2 separate regions of the Homo sapiens genome follow, and region 2 is linked to region 1. Evidence: chromatin loops called from intact Hi-C (ENCODE). Cell type or tissue: testis. All regions are shown on one strand. Each heading gives the region's core, and the rest is flanking DNA. Links, peaks and the distances in the headings are about the cores only.

Evidence for each region. A loop is a pair of places that touch in the nucleus more often than their neighbours do. Peaks named below come from ENCODE experiments on the same cell type or tissue, not always from the same donor. Only the 100,000 strongest peaks of a DNase experiment are listed, where the experiment ranks them.
Region 2: a loop joins it to region 1, with 4 times the contacts of the local background. A loop is called at or near these places in 2 of 110 quality-filtered maps.

The regions. Positions count from the first base shown.
Region 1 is chr15:85,989,933-86,000,024 of GRCh38, forward strand. No RefSeq gene overlaps it. Among named protein-coding and RNA genes, the nearest start is that of AGBL1, 85 kb to the right of the region's middle. In testis, for the core only: no CTCF peak of the experiment used is centred there; no DNase peak of the experiment used is centred there.
Region 2 is chr15:86,056,513-86,066,604 of GRCh38, forward strand. No RefSeq gene overlaps it. Among named protein-coding and RNA genes, the nearest start is that of AGBL1, 18 kb to the right of the region's middle. In testis, for the core only: no CTCF peak of the experiment used is centred there; a DNase peak (open chromatin) is centred at 4,419.

The sequences.
Region 1 (10,092 bases), core at 734-8,733:
ACAGAGAAGGTGGCACTTCATTTGTAGGCCTTGAAAAGGTGATAGAATTTGAATGAAAAGTGGGGAGAAGGGCAGGTCATTCTAGGTCAGGGAAGAGGTTGAGGGAGGAGGTGATATGGCACAGGGCATCACCCACATAGGGTGAGAGACTGGTCTAGGGAATTCGAGGGTGGGATGGGGACCACTGAGTCAGGTCATGATGGTACATCTATCAGGAAAGGGCAGGGGGACAAGTGAGTGGCCCTGGGATTGATCCTGGCTCCACTCACCACTAACCACTTGTGCGTCCTTGAGAAAATGTTTCAACTTCCTAGAATCTCCGAAGTATCTTTAAAATGGGAGCAATAATACTGACCTAGAGGGTAGAGGTATGGTGCATTCCAGCAATATCTTAAAAGCATGTGTTCTGGGATCAAAGAGACCTGGGTTTAATCCCGATTATTATATGACCTTGGATATGTTATAATTTTACCTATAAATCTGTCAGGGTTCTTAATGTTTTTGAGATTCACAGAAACTTATGCTGGAGGTTAAACCTCACAGGAGTTGGGTAAAGGGTATTCATTAGTGTCTGGCTTTTTCAGGAGGGCCACCAAGTCAGATTTGGAAGGCATGCAGGCTACACAGCAGCAGGACTGCCTCAGGAGAGATGCCCCAGCCACTGCTGCTGGGCCAGACACTGCTGCATTCCCTGCTTGTACAGGGCACTGTCATCTGCATCCTGCCACTGGATCGTGGATGTCCATGAAGCCACCCTTTCCGTGGTGGCTTTCCAATGGTGCTTTAGATCACCAGATTCCCAAAGGAGATCTTCTGGGTGCATCTGTTTGGCAGAGATTGGGTCACATGCCTGTGCCCTAGCTGCAAAGGAGGCTGGGAAATCAAGCTCCACCTTCTACCTTAGAAGGTGGGAAAGTCTCTGAATGAAAGAAAGATATTCAAAGGTTTCAGGAGCCAAAAGCATCACTAGTATTCCTACAATGTAGCTTATGAGCTTCTCCTGAGGACTAAATGGTATCATGTGTGTCAAGCACTTAGCATGGTGCCTGGCACAATAAGCAAGCAGTAAATGCTAACTACTATTAACTGTTAACAGCAAATGGGGAAATGCCTAGGAAGAAGTGGGTGGTAAGTGTGCTGACAGCTGATAAAGCAGTCTCCCAGGGAGAAGAATTCAGCATAGCCCACCACCTCACCCTTGGTATCAGAGGCTCTGAAAGCTGACTCAGCCGCACGTGGAGCCTGAATTTGTCTCAGGAGCAAACTCCGCCATTCCCGTTGAGTAATTCTAATTTATTAAATAACAGTGAGAACTGTAACCACTGTGTCCATGTATCCCCTGATGGGCCTGTCCATCACATAGTCCTGTCCCTATGGGAGAGACCCATGGGAAGTCATATGAATTAGAAGCTCATTTGATGAACATGAACTCAGATTGTGGAATTTCAGAATAGGGGTTAGATGATTAAGAGTTGTTTGACTCATCAGTCCAACAGCAGGGAATCAGGGGTATCCTGTGGCTGGACAGGTCCTGTCCTGGACCGATAAAACCCCTGGACCAGTGGTATGCTGGTAGGTTGGAGAAAGAGGCCCAGATTTGTAGCATTTACCAATTCTCATGGCCAATTTCACTGTGGCCAATTTCAGACTACCAACCTGATGTGATATCACACCAAGAAGGAAGAGTTGGGAAAAGCACTCAATATGCTCTTGTAAGCCTGTACAAGCTGGTTCTACCACATCTCTTCCCTGGACTGAATTGGACTCTGCTGGGGGTGGGCTCTTAAACTTTTATATTTTCTTATTTTTATGTTTTTGTTATTATTTTTGAGATCGGGTCTCATCCTGTTGTGTAGGCCGGAGTGCAGTGGCACAATCCCTGCTCACCGCAACCTCCACCTCCTTGGTTCAAGCAATTCTCCTGTCTCAGCCTCCCATGTAGCTGGGACTACAGGTGCATACCACCATGCCTGGCTAATTTTTTGTACTTTTAGTAGAAACGGGGTTTTGTTATGTTGGCCAGGCTGGTCTCGAACTCCTGACCTCAGGTGATCTACCTGCCTCGGCCTCTCAAAGTGCTGGGATTCCAGGCATGATCCACTGTGCCCAGCTACTTTTTCTTATTTTTAAATTATACTTTTTCCCTCCTCTAATTGCAAAAGGCCTGAGGTAGAACACTGGAATAAGGAGAGAGGGATTTAAAAAAAAAAGCTTAAATGTCAACCGAGCAAACCACTCTTACCATAGTGATATTTTTTGTTTGTAGTATTTTTTTCTTTTTTGACTTGCATCATACGAAAGTGATGAAATTCAACCATTTTGACCCATAAAAAGGCAATTTTATATATGATTTGACAGAATACATTTCATATTGTATATCAAGTTTTATGGCCTGCTCTGCACGTACTGTTATATCATAAACATTTCCCCATGTCATTAAATTTTCTTTGAAGGTGAGGTTTGTAATGGCTATTTTCTAGTAAATTGGTTGTGCGGCCATAATTTTTAAACCATTTATTTCATTATAGGACATTTGAATTCCTCCCTCCTTCCTTCCCTCCCTCCCTTCCTCCCTCCCTTCCTCCCTCCCTTCCTCCCTCCCTCCCTCCCTCCCTTCCTCCTTCCCTCCCTTCCTCCCTTCCTCCTTCCCTCCCTTCCTCCCTCCCTCCCTTCTTTCTTTCCTTCCTTCCTTCCTTCCTTCCTTCTCTCTCTCTTTCTCTCCCTTACTCTTGCTATTGTAAGAAATGCAGAAATGAAAATTCTTGTAACATTAATTTTTGTGCTTATCTCTGATTATTTCCTTAGGATATAACAGAGAATTACCTTAGAAGGCTGTCTAAAGGTTGGAATAACTTTAAAAATCCTGATACATTAATGCCAACATGCTTCCCTGTAATTATACTAATTTATCCCCTAACAAACAATATATGAAAGTGAGGTTTTATTGCAAAGTTGTTACCAATGAATATTGCCTTTTGTCTTTATCTTTTCCAAGTGCATTAGAAAAAATGGTAGAGTTAGAGTGAGTTTGTTTCACTTGTAAAGATCTCCAGCAATGAATAGAAGAAATGGGGGAGATTCTTGTCTGAACCTCTATTATGGCCATGTGTCATAATGCTTACTTCAACAAGATGGGACAGAGGCAAAGTTTTAGAACCAAGGCCCTAAGCCATTTAGTGCCATCCCTCTATCCATGCCCTCCCTTTTACCTACCACCTTCTATGCCCTTTTCTGCCAACAGTATGTCAATGGGTGGCCCGGATAGGTGAGTAAGCCTGTGACCAGATGGCTGTGCATTTCTGATTTTTTACATGATTGAGCTGAATTACTATCATTTGGTATAGGTGACTCAGCTACGCAATCATAACACATTGTCAGGAGCAGAAAGAACTGGTGTGGGTGGCTTATCAGGCCTTGGGCACAGAGCTCTGTTATGTTGCTCCAGCTTGCTCATTTTCAATTTATTTCCAACTTCAATATATGACTTCCAGCATTGGCAAACCTGGCTTTTAATTTCCACCTGTGTGTTGGGGGTGTGGGGAAGGGAGAGGGAAAAGGCAGGCAGAACAAGAGGAATGCACAAGAGTGTCATTATGGGTTGGCAGGCACAGACTGAGAATTTGCTTTGGGGTAGAGGGAGGAATGAGCAATGAGATAAATAATTCCTCCAATTCGGTTCCAATTGTCAAAGCTGAAAACTCAAACACGTGGGAAAATGGTGTTGTCTTTGTTCTACCACTGATGAAGAATGTCAACAGCTGATTGTGCATTTAAGCCAAAAAATGTAAAACAGTGGGATGTTAGGGGAGAAAAGGGTCATCCAAACCAGATTTTCCAACCACTGAGTTCATGGACCCAGGAAAGGCATTTTTCTTTGTTGGCAGTGGCCACTATAGCCTATGTCTCTTCTTGCCCTTCTCTTGTGTGGTTCCTGGTAGAGAATGGTGAGTGCTTGCTGTTCCATGTCATGATCTGGGTTGAGACTGGCTTAGAACTTCCTGTAGAAAAAAGTGCACAGGATGACAGTGTTGGTCACACTGGGTGACACAAATGGCCCTGGCTGGAGAGTTATCAAATATCTCTACAAACTGAGTAAGGTAGTCACCTTATATAGCCTCTGAGAGAATTAAGACACCATGCTTCTTTAAAACATTTTGGGAATAAGGTCTATAGATGTATTTTTCTGTTTGTTTATTTTGTATCGTGGTGTAATATACATAAAATTTACCATTTTAACCATTTTTAAGTGTGCAGTTCAGTGGCATTAAGAACATTCACATTATTGTACAGCTATCATCACCATCCCTCTCCACTACTTTTTCATCATTCCAAATGGAAACTGTTCCTATGAAACACTACATCTCCATTCCTTCCTCTCTCCAGCTGTTGGTAACCTCTACTTTACTTTCAGTCTCTAGAAATTTGACTATTTGAGGTACTTCATATAAGTGGGATCACACAATATGCGGCCTTTTGTGGTTGGCTTACTTTAATCAGCATAATGTCTTTAAGGTTCATCCATATTGTAGCATGTGCCATTCCACCTTCCTTTTTTTTTTAAAAATTTTACTTTAAGTTCTGGGATACATATGCAGAATGTACAGGTTTGTTACATAGCTATACATTTGCTGTGGTAGTTTGCTGCACCTATCAACCCATCATCTAGGTTTTAAGCCCCACATGCATAGGTATTTGTCCTAATGCTATCCCTCCCTTTGCCTCCCACCCCCTGACAGGCCCTGGTGTGTGGTGTTCCTCTCCCTGTGTCCATGCGATCTCATTGTTCAACTCCCACTTATGAGTGAGAACATGTGGTGTTTGGTTTTCTGTTCCTGTGCTGGTTTGCTGAGAGTGATGGTTTCCAACTTCATCCATGTCCCTATAAAGGACAGGAGCTCATTCTTTTTTATGGCTGCATAGTATTCCATGGTGTATATGTGCCACATTTTCTTTATCCAGTCTATAATTGATGGGCATTTGGGTTGGTTCCAAGTCTTTGCTATTGTAAGTAGTGCTGCAATAAACATACTGTGCATGTATTCTTCCTTCCTTTTCAAGGCCGAGTAATATTCTATTGTATTATATACCACATTTCAGTACATGTATGTATATACCACCTTCTGTTTATTCATCCATAGATGGATCTTTGGATTGTTTCCTTCTTTTGGCTGTTGTGAAGAATGCTGGTATGAACATGGGTGTGCAAATGTCTGTTTGAGACCCTGCTTTCAATTCTTTTGGGTATTTACCCAGAATTGCTGGATGATATGTTAATCTTATGTTTCTAAATATGTAATGTTCTAAAAATGAGACAGGGCAGTGAAACTATTCTGTATGATACTGCAATGGTAGATATATGCCATTGTACATATGTCACAATCCATTAAGTGTACAGTGCAAGAAGTGTACCCTGAAGTCAATGATGGACACTAGTTCATAATAACGTATCGATATCCATCCAGCACAAATGTACCACACAAAGCAAGATGGTAATAGGAGAAACTAGAGTAGAAGGAGAGAGAGGGGGCATATGGGACCTCTCTGTACTTTAGGCTCAACTTTTCTGAAAAAGCTTTGTTTCTAAAACACAAAGTCTATTAATATTTTTTTAAAAGAGAGAGTATAAAGAACTTAAACAGAACTACAGTTTGACCCAGCAATCCCATTACTGTCTCATTCTGTGAAAAAGACACATGGGCTTGTATGTTCACTGCTGCACTATTCACAATAATAAAGACATGGAATCAACGTAGATGACCATCTATGGTAGATTGGATAAAGAACCTGTGGTGCATATACACCATGAAATATTATGCAGCTATAAAAAAGAATGAAATCATGTCATTTGCAGCAACAAGAATGCAGCTGGAGGCCATTGTCCTAAGCGAATTAACGCAGGAACAGAAAACCAAATACCATATGTTCTCACTTGTGAGAGCTAAACAGTGGGTACTCATGGACACAAAATAAGAATAGACACTGGGGACTCCAAAAGAGGGGGGCAAGGGCTGAAAAACTACCTGTTGGGTCCCATGCTTACTACCTGGGCGATGGGGATCAGTCAAACTCCAAATCTCTGTATAAAGCAATATGCCAATGTAACACATCTGCACATGTACCCTCTGAATCCAAAATAAATGTTGAAATTAAAGAAAAAAAAAGAACTTCATGGAGGAGTCCACTGAGTAGTTCCCATGTAAACATTGGGTCCTCTTCCTTCATTCCATCTGTTGTAATTCCATGCCTTGCTGGTCTTTGGAAGTCATGGGTGGTGCCATCCTTATTCACTTCACCCTCCTGGGGTCCTCCCCCTGGCACCCAATTCCCTCTGTACTGTAGCCTCCCCTTATCCATGGGAGATATGTTCCAAGACCCCCAGTGGGTGCCTGAGACCGTGGATAGTACCAAACGCTATATATACTATGGTGTTTTTAAAAATTTCTTTCCTTCTTCTTTCTTTTTTTTTTTTAAGAGACAGATACTCACTCTTTGGCCCAGGCTGAGTGCAATGGTGCGATTTCGGCTCACTGCAACCTCCACCTCCCCGGTTCTAGTGATTCTCTTGCCTCAGCCTCCTGAGTAGCTGGGACAATAGGCGCATGCTGCCACGTCTGGCTAATTTTTTGTATTTTAGAGACAGGGTTTCACCATGTTGCTCAGGCTGGTCTTGAACTCCTGGGCTCAGGCAATCCACCCGCCTTAGACTGCCAAAGTGTGAGGATTACAGGCATGAACCACTGCGCCTGGCCTGGCCTTTTTTAAAAAATATATATATACATACCTATGATAATGTAATTTATAAATTAGAAACAGTAAGAAATTTACATAAAATATAACAATTATATAATGAAATTTATGGAATGTGAGTTTGCTCTCTCAAAATATCTTACTGTATGATACTTAGCTATTTTTGGACTGTGGTTGACTATAGGTAGCTGAAATTGCAGAAAATGAAACCTCAGATAAGGGGGACTACTGTAGGTCACTCCCAGCATCTGGCCTTTCTCCTTTCCGTAGACTTCTCTGAACTCCTTCACCCTTGCTTGGATCACACAGAGGAGGGATGCTGTTCACTAGGGAGAAGGAGTCGGCTCTAGAGAAGCCTGGCGAGCTGCTAAGGGTCCCAGGTGCATTCAAAGCCGAGTCGGCACCAGCCTCTGTCTCCAGGGCTCCAGGCAGCTGCTGGCTCCAGAGCAGATTTTCCAGTCATCAGCATTGTCAGCGAAGGAGGTCGCTGTGGAACCTTCTAGGCTCCATTGCTTTCCTCAGAAAGAAATCAAAATTCTTTATTATGGTGTCTAAGTCTCTATTTGGGGCTTCCAGCAACATGGTGACAGTTTGTTTGCTATAAGACAAATATTCTATATACAATCAAACACTAAAATGTGACTGAGCTTGAAAGGAGAGAAAAGGGAAGCCCCCAGGTGCCACAAACACAGAGGATGGTAAGAGTGAGAATGAGAGAGGGATTTTACTGCTGCAACTGGCTGGGGTTTTAGGCTGGATAAAGGCTCTATGTCCTAGAGACTGATTTTTTATTTCCTACTGAGCAGCCAGAGACCTGATCAGAGGCCTATGAAGAGTAGGGAGAGGAGAGCCTCCAAGTGCCCCTTGGTCTTGGGCCTAGAAAAGCCCTGCCCACGAACATTAAAGTTATTAAAGGGAAATTACAACTCCAGGTCTGTATCCAAACTGGGCGTCAATTACTGAAAGGCAAGGGATTAACGTAAAAGTGGTTCAAGACCATTTATGTACCAGGATCCTAACAAAAGCAAACCTAATGCTGCTGTGTTATATTTTACAACCCAGAGTCCATTAAAATCCTATAGGGAATACAACACTTGTTAAAGATGACCTAACAACAGCAGCAGCAGTAATAATTAAACCACGTAAGAAAACCAACCACAAAGAGGTAGAGTCAGCTGAAACAACAAGTGGAGCATGTTTAGCACATTTAGTACTATTTAGCAAAATAATACCCCAGGAAATAAAAATTACAAAATACATTGAAAAAACCCGCATAAAATACGTTTGAAGCAGGAAGGAAAGAAAAAAGAATGAACAAGAGTAACAGAATCATAATAAAAGAACAGGACATTCAAATCTATTTTCCCCACAAGATTTTGAACACTTTGAGACAGGGGCTCATCTTATGCATTCATTCACTCTGTACTCCCAGAACCCAGTAAGACTTAATGGATGTTTGGTGAGATAATGGTGTCTCCTCATCACTGCCTTAGGAGGATGGTGGCTAAGAACATCTGATATGTGCCTAGATTCTGCCATTTCTATTCCATGTGCATCAAGGTAGGACAGGTTAGTGGTCTATAGGGAGCAGCTCTAGGGTCTTCTGTTTGGACACTCTTGTCTTTTTTTTTTGTTTGTTTTTGTTTTTGCCTTCAATGGTATAAGGGTGCTAATCCCAGAATCTGGCATATGCCCATTTTGTAATATGGCACAAAGGTGAAAGAAATAGAATAAAAGTAACTTTTATGTTCAATATGACCATCAATACCAGGAAGCCCATTTTCCCCCCCAAAAGACTATGACAAAGAACCCTGGAGAGCTCCATTCTTATATGCACACAGAGCTCTCCCTCCAGCTAATCCTTTGGGCAACTTGGTGAAGTGGGAAGACATTGAACTTGTGCTGTAGAGTTGGCTTAGTTTTGTCCTGAGCATCATGAGCCTGGTCCTTGAGTGATGCTCTCAGCTTCTCTGATCTTCAGTTTATATCATATATCGAATGGGGTGAATAAAACACAATCTCCCAGGGTAGCCAGGAAGCTTGAATAACAGGGTGAAAACATCCTATAAAAGTTAAAGTGTAGTATAATATAACGGAGGCCTGATCCCGGACGTAGAGTAAAATGCTACACTGTGTGTGGCAAAGCACGTGACCATGTAAGATTGGCGGTGAGGGGGCGTTATGATTTGTAGAGATGGATCCCAGAGGAGATAACATCCGAGGCAAGATTGGAAGGAGAAATCTTACCTGGCAGAGGAATGAGCACGTGCAAAGCTGGAGAAGAAATCACACAGGTCTTCAGAAAGAGAACCAGGCTGGCTGGATCGTGTTCTCTCTTCTACACAGTGGCCTCCCTGAAATTCATGGCACTGAACTTCTAGGTCTTGCCCATGTGAGCAGTTGATGAATGACAGTCCCCTCACCCCAACTGTCTACTCCAGGTATCCTGCACCCCTTTTTGTTCAGCCTTTCTGGTGCTGAGCACTCTAACCTCACTTCAATTCTTGCTCTAAGTTCATCTTATTCCATTAAATTCAGATATGCCCAGCCACAGGGGTATGTGCCTCCCCTCCTGCACAGTCTCCTCTCTCCTAAATGCCCACATTTGTTCTATTTCTAGCCCTGTTTATGATCACCCTCGCCATTCACTGCTCTGCTTCTTCCCAGCTGCCATTTTATTTTAAATGTGGGGTGAGCTGATATTGAACAAGATTATTTTCACAGCCCATCAGCACAACACATGTGACAAACATCTGGGAAAACAAGTATCTTAGGAAAGTTAAATAGGCTTGGAAAAAGACTTCCTAGAATCAGACTTAGAAGCATTGGGTCTGGAAGGAGACAGAGATAATGGAATCAAACCAGGACCAGCAAAGGTCCTGAATTAGTCAGCACTCAACATATTTTCTTATGCACAAGGCACAGTGTTGGAGGCTGAGGGAAACACTGAAGTGTCTAAGATGTGGTCTTTGCCAGAAGGATACTATAATCTATTTTAGAGTGGTAAGAGGAAATTAGAAAATAAAAAGAGCAAGCAGCCAATATTTTAGATAGTTCATTGAGTTCCTTCTCACTACTTGAGTCCAAGCTAAAGAGATGTTATTTTCCTCAACCCTACTGCTGAACTTTGTTCAGGAAATAGAGTTGACCAGTATGTCCTGGGCTGAATTTAGAATGCACACTCACAGATGACATTGTGTAGGGCACTCAGAGTGTCAGGACAAGAGCAGTACTGGGTTTGCTTCCCTGGAGGATACTGCTTCTTTGGAGTTTGTGTGTAAACTCTCTTACAGTCATCTGTGGGGGAGATTGTTACAGTGATAGAAACTTGGAGTTTCAAGAGTT
Region 2 (10,092 bases), core at 776-8,775, 67 kb after region 1:
TATGTAGAGAATAACCTCGAGGGCCAGGAGCAGAAGCAGAGAGGCTAGCTAGGGGGCCACTATTATCCTCCAGGCAAGAGGTGATGGTTGTTTGGGCCACGGTAGTTGTAGTGGCGGGGTGAGGGGTCGGGCAAGAAAGAGATGGGTTTGTGTCTTTTGAGACAGAGAAGACAGATTTCCTGGTGAATTTGAAAATGTGGATGTGAGTTGAATGTGGGTGTGAGAGAAAGGGCAGAGTCTAGGTGAGCAATTGTAAGAATGGAATTTCATTTCTTGAGCTGGAGAAAATTGGAAAGATCCGGGTTTTGGGGGAAAATCAGGAGTCTTGCTTTGTCCGTGGTAGGTTGAAGTTGCCCATTTGACATAAGTGGGGATGTTGACAAAAAGGCAGTTGGACCAGTTGGATACATTAAGTCTGGAGTATTCTTGGGTCTTCTCTTTCTCTCACATTCCCCATCTAATTCACAGGAAACCTGCTTAAAACCTTCTGATGGTGTTCCTTCTCCCTCAGACTAAGGCCAGTGTCCTTCCCTTGACCTTGGAGGCCCTCTATGGTCTGGCTTTCCTTTGTCTCTGACCTTGGATCCTATGAATCTCCCCTGGCTCACTGTTCTGGGCCACACAGGTCCCCAACTGTTCCCAAGCAGGCCTGGTCTGTTCCTTTACATTGCTTTCTGCATCCTCTGCCTGGGATGCTCTTTCCCCAGATGTCAGTAAGGCTTACCCTCTCATCTCCTTTAAGACTTAGTTGAAATAGAACCTTCCAGGCAAGGCCTTCCATCATCATCCTGTTTAAAATCATCACCCTGCAAGTTCTCACTCATCCCCATTTTGCTCCCCTGCTATTTGGTCTCCTCATCTCCTCACATAATTCATATTTGACTCATTTTGTTCATTTTCTGTCTCCTTCCACTGGAATGCAAGCTCCAAGAGGGCAGAGATTTTATCTGCATAGTTTGCTGCTGAATACCTAGTGCCTGACACACAGTAGGCCCTCAATAAACATTTGTTGAATGCGTGAGTAAACTGGACTCTCTTCTTGCCTTTGGTGCTTGGAAGATACTTCAGTATCTTCATAACAGATTCCCTTTCACTCAGCTTAAGGTGAGTAAGTCTTGTTTCTTGCAACAGGATGATGTCTATCTTATACAAGGTCCTCTCTCTGCACGTGGTATCCATAATATCTTGTAGCTCTGTTACAGCACATGGTGTATTCTGTTTCTATGCTATTTTGCCACATGTGTGACTCCCTCACAAGGTTTTAAGTGCACTGAGGTTCAGGACTGTACTTTTGTTTTGTTTTGTTTTTTTGAGATGGAGTCTCACACTGTTGCCCAGGCTGGAGTGCAGTGGCACAATCTCGGCTTACTGCAAGCTCCGCCTCCCAGGTTCACGCCATTCTCCTGCCTCAGCCTCCCGAGTAGCTGGGACTACAGGTGCCCACCACCATGCCTGGCTAATTTTTTGTATTTTTTAGTAGAGACGGGGTTTCACCGTGTTAGCCAGGATGGTCTTGGTCGTGGTCTCCTGACCTCGTGATCCACCCGCCTTGGCCTCCCAAAATGTTGGGATTACGGGCTTGAGCCACCGTGCCCGGCTGGGACTGTACTTTATATAAGCCCACTGCAGTGCCTAAGTCATACCCCCAGCAACAGTCATTTATAGAATGAAATGATTTTTAGCTAAATTAATTTCCCATTCATTCTAAAGGTGAGACATAAGAGAAAAACATCTACCAAAGGCTTGCAGGTAAATCACTCAGTTGTATCTTAGAAAAAGTTTGCTTTGTAGGCAGGAAACCCAATTTGTTCTGAAAGGTAAGTACCTCAGAGGATGGGTGCTTGATTATTTCAGGGGATATTTTGCTAAAATGGAGCAAAAAAAATAGCAGTAACACTTACACATTAGAAATTGTTTGAAGGACTTTATGTTAAGTACTAATTCCTTACATCTCAAAACAACCGCATGGGTGTGGGCATTATTGTCATGCCCATTCTACAGATGAGGAAACCAAGTCTCAGAGGCATGAAGCAACCTGCTCAAGGATACACAGGTAGTCAGTCTGGTAAGAAGGGGGGCCAGGATTGAACTCAGGTAGTCTGGCTCCAGAGCCCATCCTCTAAAGGAATACAGAGGGGAAAGTACATCATTCAAAAAGCCTTCCTTGAAAGCTGGAACCAATGCAACTGGTGAGACAGACAAGTGCCTGGCTAGGATAAAGGAAGGGAAGAGCTGTGACCCTTGCATTGTTCTCCTTTACACGGAAGCAGACTCTAATCCCTCCAAGTAGAGCTTGTCACCTGAACTAAGGATGACTTGGAAGGTAGGCTGAGCTTTCAGAGTTGATTCTTGGACCAGCCTTCAACCTCCATAGACTTGGGGTTACCATCTCTCCTGCAGCACCTGACCCTCCCTTATTGCTGCCCAGCTCCCCTCTGCAGCCTTCTGGCATTGTTTCCTGGATGGCAACTGACTTGCTCCTTCTTGGTCCCATGTGTCCACACCTAGGCACAGCCTAGGTACATATTGCCCTTGAGGGGCTCAGCCTGACTTCTTTCCTGGTCACATTCCAGAATGGCTGACTTGACTCCTCCTCTTCCACATGCTTGTTTTTCTCCTGTCCTACATAGTGGCGGTGATGTTACTATTGAGGTATGAGCTGCTTGAACTGAACAGATTAATTCATCTCCAGGCATCTACTGAGTTCCAAATGGTTCTTCTGCAGAGAATAAACCAGAAACACTACCTTAGTGCTTGCCTTTAAGCAGCTGCACATTTATTAGAGAGATGAGACTGTGTATGCGAAACAGTTATTGGATAAATGAATTTCTTTTTTTTTTTTTTTTTTGAGATGGAGTCTTGCTCTGTCGCCCAGGCTGGAGTGCGCTGGTGAGATCTCAGCTCACTGCAACCTCCACCTCCCAGGTTCAAGTGATTCTCCTGCCTCAGCCTCCTGAGTAGCTGGGATTACAGGCCCATGCCACCACGCCTGGCTAACTTTTGTGTATTTTTAGTAGGGATGGGGCTTCACCATGTTGGCCAGGCTGGTCTTGAACTCCTGACCTCAGGTGAGCCTCCTGCCTCAGCCTTCCAAAGTGCTGGGATTACACACAGGAGCCACTGCACCCAGCTGGGTAAGTGAATTTCTAAGTTGCACAGGAAGGCTGTGAAGTGCTGGAGGTCAGATAGTGGACCAACCAGAATGGCCTGGAATAAATCACAAAATGTCACAGCTGAAGGAGACCTTGACTATCATCCTGGTTTCCAAAGTGGAAAACAGAAGTGCAGAGAACTCAAGCCACTTGCTGAGGATAAAACAGCAAAGCAGGTGTGGGATGTCAAGTTCTGAGCCTGAGCCAAATGCTCTTTTTATTCAACTGTGATGCCTTCTCCCAGGAGCAGGGCGGGGATCTTGAGAAGGTCTTCTGGTTAGAAGGAGTTGCAAGGGGACATTGCCAGAGAGAGGACACCATAAGAGGAAAGAGTCAAAGATGAGAAGACAGAAGGAAACTCCACCCAGGAGACAGATCTGAGCCAAGCAACCTATTCTTGATCAAACCCAGTGGCTTGAAAGCTGTGATGGTGGCTTCTGCGTGGCTGTTAAACTACTGCTGTTAACTAGCAAGTACCTTATCTTCTCACAGTGTCCGTGTGCTCATCTTGAAAACGTTGACAGCAAAGCAGGCCACCTCATGGGATGATGGAGAAGTGCTCATGGGCAGTAAAACTACTGAGGTGTGAAGACCTGCACATCAGAGCCATTGGAATGAATAATTTCACAAGGAAATAAATGGAAGTCCTGATACCAGTATCTTTTTTTTTTTTTTTTTTTTTTTGAGACGAAGTCTTCATTCTGTCCCCCAGGCTGGAGTGCAGCAGCACCATCTTGGCTCACTGCAACCTCTGCCTCCCGGGTTCAAGCGATTCTCCTGCCTCAGCCTCCTGAGAAGCTAGGATTACAGGCGCATGCCACCATGCCTGGCTAATTTTTGTATTTTTAGTAGAGACAAGATTTCACCATGTTGATCAGGCTGGTCTCGAACTCCTGTCCTTGCGATCCACTGGCTTTGGCCTCCCAAAGTGCTGGGATTACAGGTGTGAACCACCGCGCCTGGCCTGATACTGGTATCGTTTAATCCTCCCGTCTGGAGGGCAGATTTTGACAGGATTAACAGAAAATTTTCTAAGAGTTCCTGTTCCCCTCGAGGTACAGATCTCTTCCAGGGGATGTGAGCAGCATCTGGGAGTGTTTGGGGCTGATTGTCTCCTTTGTATGTTTCCTCAGTGTAATTATGGTCCCACAGCTGCTTTGGGAAGACAAAACGTGCTAGCCTTGTTCCCCAAATATTGTTCTGCATTTCTTAATAGAATTTGGTAGTGTGATATCACACATACTTGTAGCCCTTCCAAGGAGCCAGGGATGATGCCAAAAAACACTGGAATGGGAGTTAGGAGTTCTTGGCTCTACCATGGACCAGCTGGATGACCTGAGGCAAATGACTTAACCTCTCTGGGCCTCAAAGAGCTCAGACTAGATTATCGCTAAGGTTCATTTTTATTCTAATATTTTATGAGCCTAAGAAGACAATGCTGTAAGAGAAAAAAGGTGCACTTTCCATGGTCAGATGAGCTGGGATTTAGAATTTCAGCTCTCAGCCTCATTTGTTGTGAGTCCTTGGAAAAGTTACTTAACCGACCTTGGTTTTTTAATATATAAAATATATTGAAGGAAATGAAAGTGCTTATAATAAAATAAAGTGCTTAGAATAATGCCAGATACATATATGCACTTAAGAAATGTGAGTTTCTCTCTTTACTTTTTCCTTTGCCTATCTCTAGCAACCTAAGGAAGCCAAGCAACCTTCATGTCAAATGTCTTCTTCCCTCCCTCCCTCCTTTCTTCCCTTCTTTTCTGCCTTTCCTCAAGATACATTTTCTAAGCATCTCCAGTATCCCAGGCCCGGGATTAGGCACTGAGGACACACAGATGACCATGATCTGGTCTGGGATGCTAAACTAGGTACAGTCCGGTGTGGGAGATTATGGTAAACTACATAATGAAGAGAAGGCACGCTTTTGATGCCGAGCAGGGAAACAGATTCATGCTTGGAGGAGGCCTCTGGGAATGCTTTGTGAAGGAGTTGGCGTTTTAGCTGATTCCTGATGGAAACTTGCAGAAGCACAGAAGATGGAGTGTGTGTGCGCGTGCGCGTGCACGTGCTTCTGTGCGCAAGCATTTGTGATGTAGCATTGGGCAAGAGACTGGGAAAATGAGCCCATAGTTGCTTCACTGAGGCCAGAGGCTTTGCAGGAAGAGCCTAGCAAGGGAAGCTGGGATTACGACATTATCTTCTTAAGGCCTAATTAAACTGTGCGTGTTTCCCAGGGCTTGCAATGGGGCTGCAGCTGCATAGCTTACCTTTTTAGCCGGGTGGGGCTACACAAGTTTCTGGAATCCTGAAGCAGAACATGATGTCAGTGGAGCCATATCTGCTTTGAAAAGTGCCTGTCATTCCCAGAAGGACAATGTAGGGGCCTGCAGGACTAGCCTCTTGACTTCCCAGTTTTGCCTCTGCCTGACCCTGGCTACCTGGCAAAGACTCGAGCTCTTGGATAGGTAAACTGATAGATGCTTGTCTTGACCAGAGGCCGATAGGCATCAAAACACACTTGCAACACTACCCAAATGACAGAACCTGAGGTGCAGGCAGAGCCAGCCCTGTCCCTTTTGTATGGCATTAGGATGCAGCAATCTAAGGAACCAGGAGGATCTCCCTGGTCCAAGCCCAGGAGTGATTACTTTTGCCTTGAGCTTCGGTCCCACTTTGGGCAATCTGACTCCGTTTCAGGCTTGGATGCTGGGAGCACATCTTTTTTTTTTTTTTCCAGTTCGACTCTTTTCACAATACTTTGCGTTGGGGCAGTTCCTGTTTTCTGGGGGAAGCATTAAGTGGAAGGATTATAGGATTTGGGTTTTTTCCCTACTAAAAATGCTTTGTTACCTACTTGGATACAAGAGTTGATTAAGTGGAGGTAAAGTCATTGCCTTGAAAGAAAGCTCTGTTCTGCTCGTTTGCCTCTAAGCAGTTGCCATTTTAAACTAGGAACATAATTTTGTGTGGTATATAGAAAGCATTTCTCCTTTTCCTCCTCTTCTTCCTCCTCCTCTTTCCTTCTCCTGCTCCCACTTCATTGTGATCAGAGGCATTCTTCTAGGATGGAATGTATTTGCTTTATCTGAGCTTAGAGGTGGTGGTTCTTATGTTCCCATGTTCCAGAGCAGAAGGTCACAGGGAGGCGAGGGGAGGACCTGCAAAGCGTCACCTGGAGCTGGAAACCACACAGACCTAACGGTCTCCATCTTGGTGGTTGGGATTTCCACTCTGAGGTAAACAACCAGTCTCTCCCGGGGCAGCAGTTCTTATTTTCCTTTGAAAATTCATGCCGCTGAAATTGATAGTTTGTCACAGCTTTACTGACAGGTACAATTGTCGCCAGAAACAGAATAAAGAGACAATGCAAAATAGCTCCTCTAAGCTGCCTTTAATTGGCTCTCAAAGTCATTTTCTTGAGATGGATTAATCACACCCAGACACAGTGTGCTAGCGCAGCTCATAAAACTTGTTTTTCCCGATCATTTTCCAGGGTGAGGAGATATTCGTTGCCACTCCTGGTCCTCATGTAAAGTCCTGCTATTAGATTTTATAGGAGCTGGCCGATGAGACACATCCATCCAGGTTTTGGCACTGCAAGTCCGGTGGACAGGTGTGGCCTAATCCTAGAGGCAGGGTTCTTTCCGTCTTAAAGTGAACATTAAATTCTTTCTGCTTGTGGAAAATGACAGACCCCTGAAACCGCTTTTCTTCTGGTTCTGGCAGGCGGTATGAGTATTCTGCAAACTCTTTCTTTGAGCTCTGCAGAGCTTACTATTAATATTCTATTTCCTATTCAAAGAAGCTTCTATGTGAGTATTGATCTTTGCACCAGCTGCCATTTCAGTGTTGAGGAAGCATCCCAAGCGCAACTGTGCTCCCCTCCCCCAAAGTGAACTAGTGAATCAGAAGAAATCTGTTAGACGTGGCAGTTCTTTTAATTTTTGTTTTAAAGCTCTGTTACTTGGAGGAGAAAACCATGGAGGCTCAGCTTACGTGGAGAATTGAAGGCTGAAATCAAATAAAACTTGCACAAGTTAATCTTAAACACTTAATGGTATGCAAATTTGAGCTCCTATTCATGTAAATCACTGTAATGAGAATCAGTTTCAACCAGCCAGATCAGATTTTGTAGTTTTTCTCTTTTGCTTCCTTATTTTTGAGTGTGAATGATGTGCAGGCATGCGGATGATTTCCCTGGGATTCCTGTGCGGATGGGTAGGTTGCTGGAGGGTGGGGGGCGGGAGGGAAAGAAGGGGTACAGAAGGGAGAGCAGCTGGGCTGGACGCTTTGTTCATGATGATGGCTTTCTCCGAAAGGCTTCAGTCTAATCCTCCTCTGGCCGTGCGTGGTGGCTCAAGTCTGTAATCCCAGCATTTCAGGAGGCTGAAGCCAGTGGCTCGTTTGAGTCCAGGAGTTTGAGACCAGCCTGGGAAACACAGTGAGACTTTGTCTGTATAAAAAATAAACGAAAAAGAATTAGCTAGGTTTGGCGGTGCGTGCGTGTGTTTCCAGCTACTTGGGAAGCTGAGGCGGGAGGATCACTTGAGTCCAGGAGGTTAAGGCTACAGTGAGCTGTAATCGAGCCACTGCACTACAGCCTGGGCTACAGAAAGAAATCCTATATCAGAAAAAAAATAAAATTCTCCAGCCGTAGCATAGTAGCAAGGGACACGGGGAAGGGGCAGGGGCAGGCTTGGGGGTGTATGCCAGGCTTTTGCTTCTTGCTGGCAGGCCTCCGGAGGTGCCCACAGCTCCTTACCACATGTGCTTTCCCAGCGTGGCTGCTTACTTTATCAAGCTAGCAAGCAGAGTCTCTAGAGTAAGTGTGTATCAAGGTGGCATCTTGTACAATGCAGTGCAGTCACAGACGTGACGTCCACACCCACGCCGTATGCTATTGGTTAGAAGGAGCTAGTACTAGGTCCTGCTAACATTCAAGGAGTGGGAATTACACAAAAGCATGAACACCAGGAGGTGGGGATCCAGGTGGCAGGGGGCTGTCCGTCATATCATTCCTTATGAATTCCATTCCCAAGTATCATTAAAGGGTTAAATCATGTTGACTTTCAAGTCACCGTGGAGATACATCCTAAGTTATACCAAGCTTAGGTAGAGTTGGTCCTCCTTACCTTTCAAATATCTCTCTGCCTGCTTTCAGGTATTTAATAATCTTCTGTTATAAAATAAACTGATGTCTTCTGTTAAATTGATAGAAGGTAGAAGACTTAAATTTCAAATGCTTCTCTGAAGTTATTCTTGACTGAATTTAGTTACCTGAGCTGGTCACCATTGTTCATGGCTAACATGTGGTCATCATGTATTTGTATGGGAAATGAGATGTGGGAGAGAAAAGAAAAGATCCCACTGGGTGAAGTGTGAGATACAAACTAAGAAGGGGGACAAAATACTTTGCCTTTTCCATGGATCTTGCTTTCTGCTTACCCAACAGCTAGGCTGTGAGTAATGGTGTTTCCTCTCTGAACTACAGCAAGGGCAGATAGCTCAGTGGAAGCAGTTGGTCATAATATCCCAGAAGGGAAATCCAGAGTGTCTTACAGGTTCACAGAGTACTGAGTATCCCTGGATAGATCCATTAGAAGTTGTTGATCAATTGTTAAACTGCTAAAGGGAGCCTCCAATTGTCATGAACTTACTAGACATCCGCCTGAAAAGAGGAGATAGGGAGGGGACTTGGGGAAGTCCCTTGAATCTCAAAATCCTTCCTTCTCTGGACGATGCCCCAGATTTAATCAATTGTGTCCTAGTAAATTGTAAGTTCTCCTGGTGAAGCACTGCATCCTGCTTTATTAGTTATTCACAGCCTAGTGTGAATGAGGGGAGAGGGAGATGGATTTGCCATATCCTCCGCTGCACGTGGAGTTGTGGAAGGCTCACATTTTCATGGAGAGAGAAAACATTTTAACACGAAAATGTCCTTTATGTATGTCCCTTCCCTGCTTACATACTTTCGCTGGGCTCCCACGCCACATTATAGAAAACAAAACTTTTATTTGGCCAGAGTTCCCTCTATAGCTTCATCATGAGCGCTCTAATACTTGTATACTGCGCCAACCCTTTGTTATAACAAACAACCCAAACTCTTTTACGCAGGTATACCTGTCACACACTCCTACTGCTACCTTGGTTGCCTCTCTGCTCTCTTCAGCCTGGAGTTCTTAGAGATCTAGTACAATGACCATATGCTTCGGGAAGATTTCCCCAACTTCTCTAGGGAGGAGAACTTGCTTTCTCCTTGGGGCTACCACATTGCAGTTGGTAGCATCAAATCACACTGGAAAAGGTTACATGAAAGTTAATCTCTTTCACTACTCTAAGGGTTTTTGAGGGCAAGGGACTATATTTTCTTATTATAATCTCTTTGATGCCATCCTAGGGCCTGATAATACTAACTACTAACATTTATTGAGCACTTATTGTATGATAGACACTGGGCTATACATTTTAAATGTATCACGCACTTAATCTTTACAAGTCTTCATGTTACTATTCCTGCTTTAGTGATGAGAAGCTAAGGCACAGAGAATTTATGTAACTTTTTAAAAGTCATGCAACTAGAATTAGCAGAGCCTGGATATGAACCTGGGTTTCTTGATGTAGAGATTTTGTCTTAGCTCCTACGTTATTGTCTTGTGCATACTCCTTACTATAGAGCTATGATTAATACATATTTATGGAGCGACTGACTGAATGAAAGTGTCACATGTTAGAGAGCGGCCTTGCCCTCATAGCCCCTCCTCAGTGAAGCCCTGCCTCTGTTCAGCTTGGCATTTAGTTCCTGTAGTTCTGGCTTGCAGTCCCTCCAGCCTTCACTGAAGCAGAAGGAAGCATCTGGACTGGCGGCCCTGATGGCTAATATCTCTATTCCTCCTCCTCCCTACTCTGGGCAGCCTGACCTGAGGAGCCCTTGGTTCCAGCT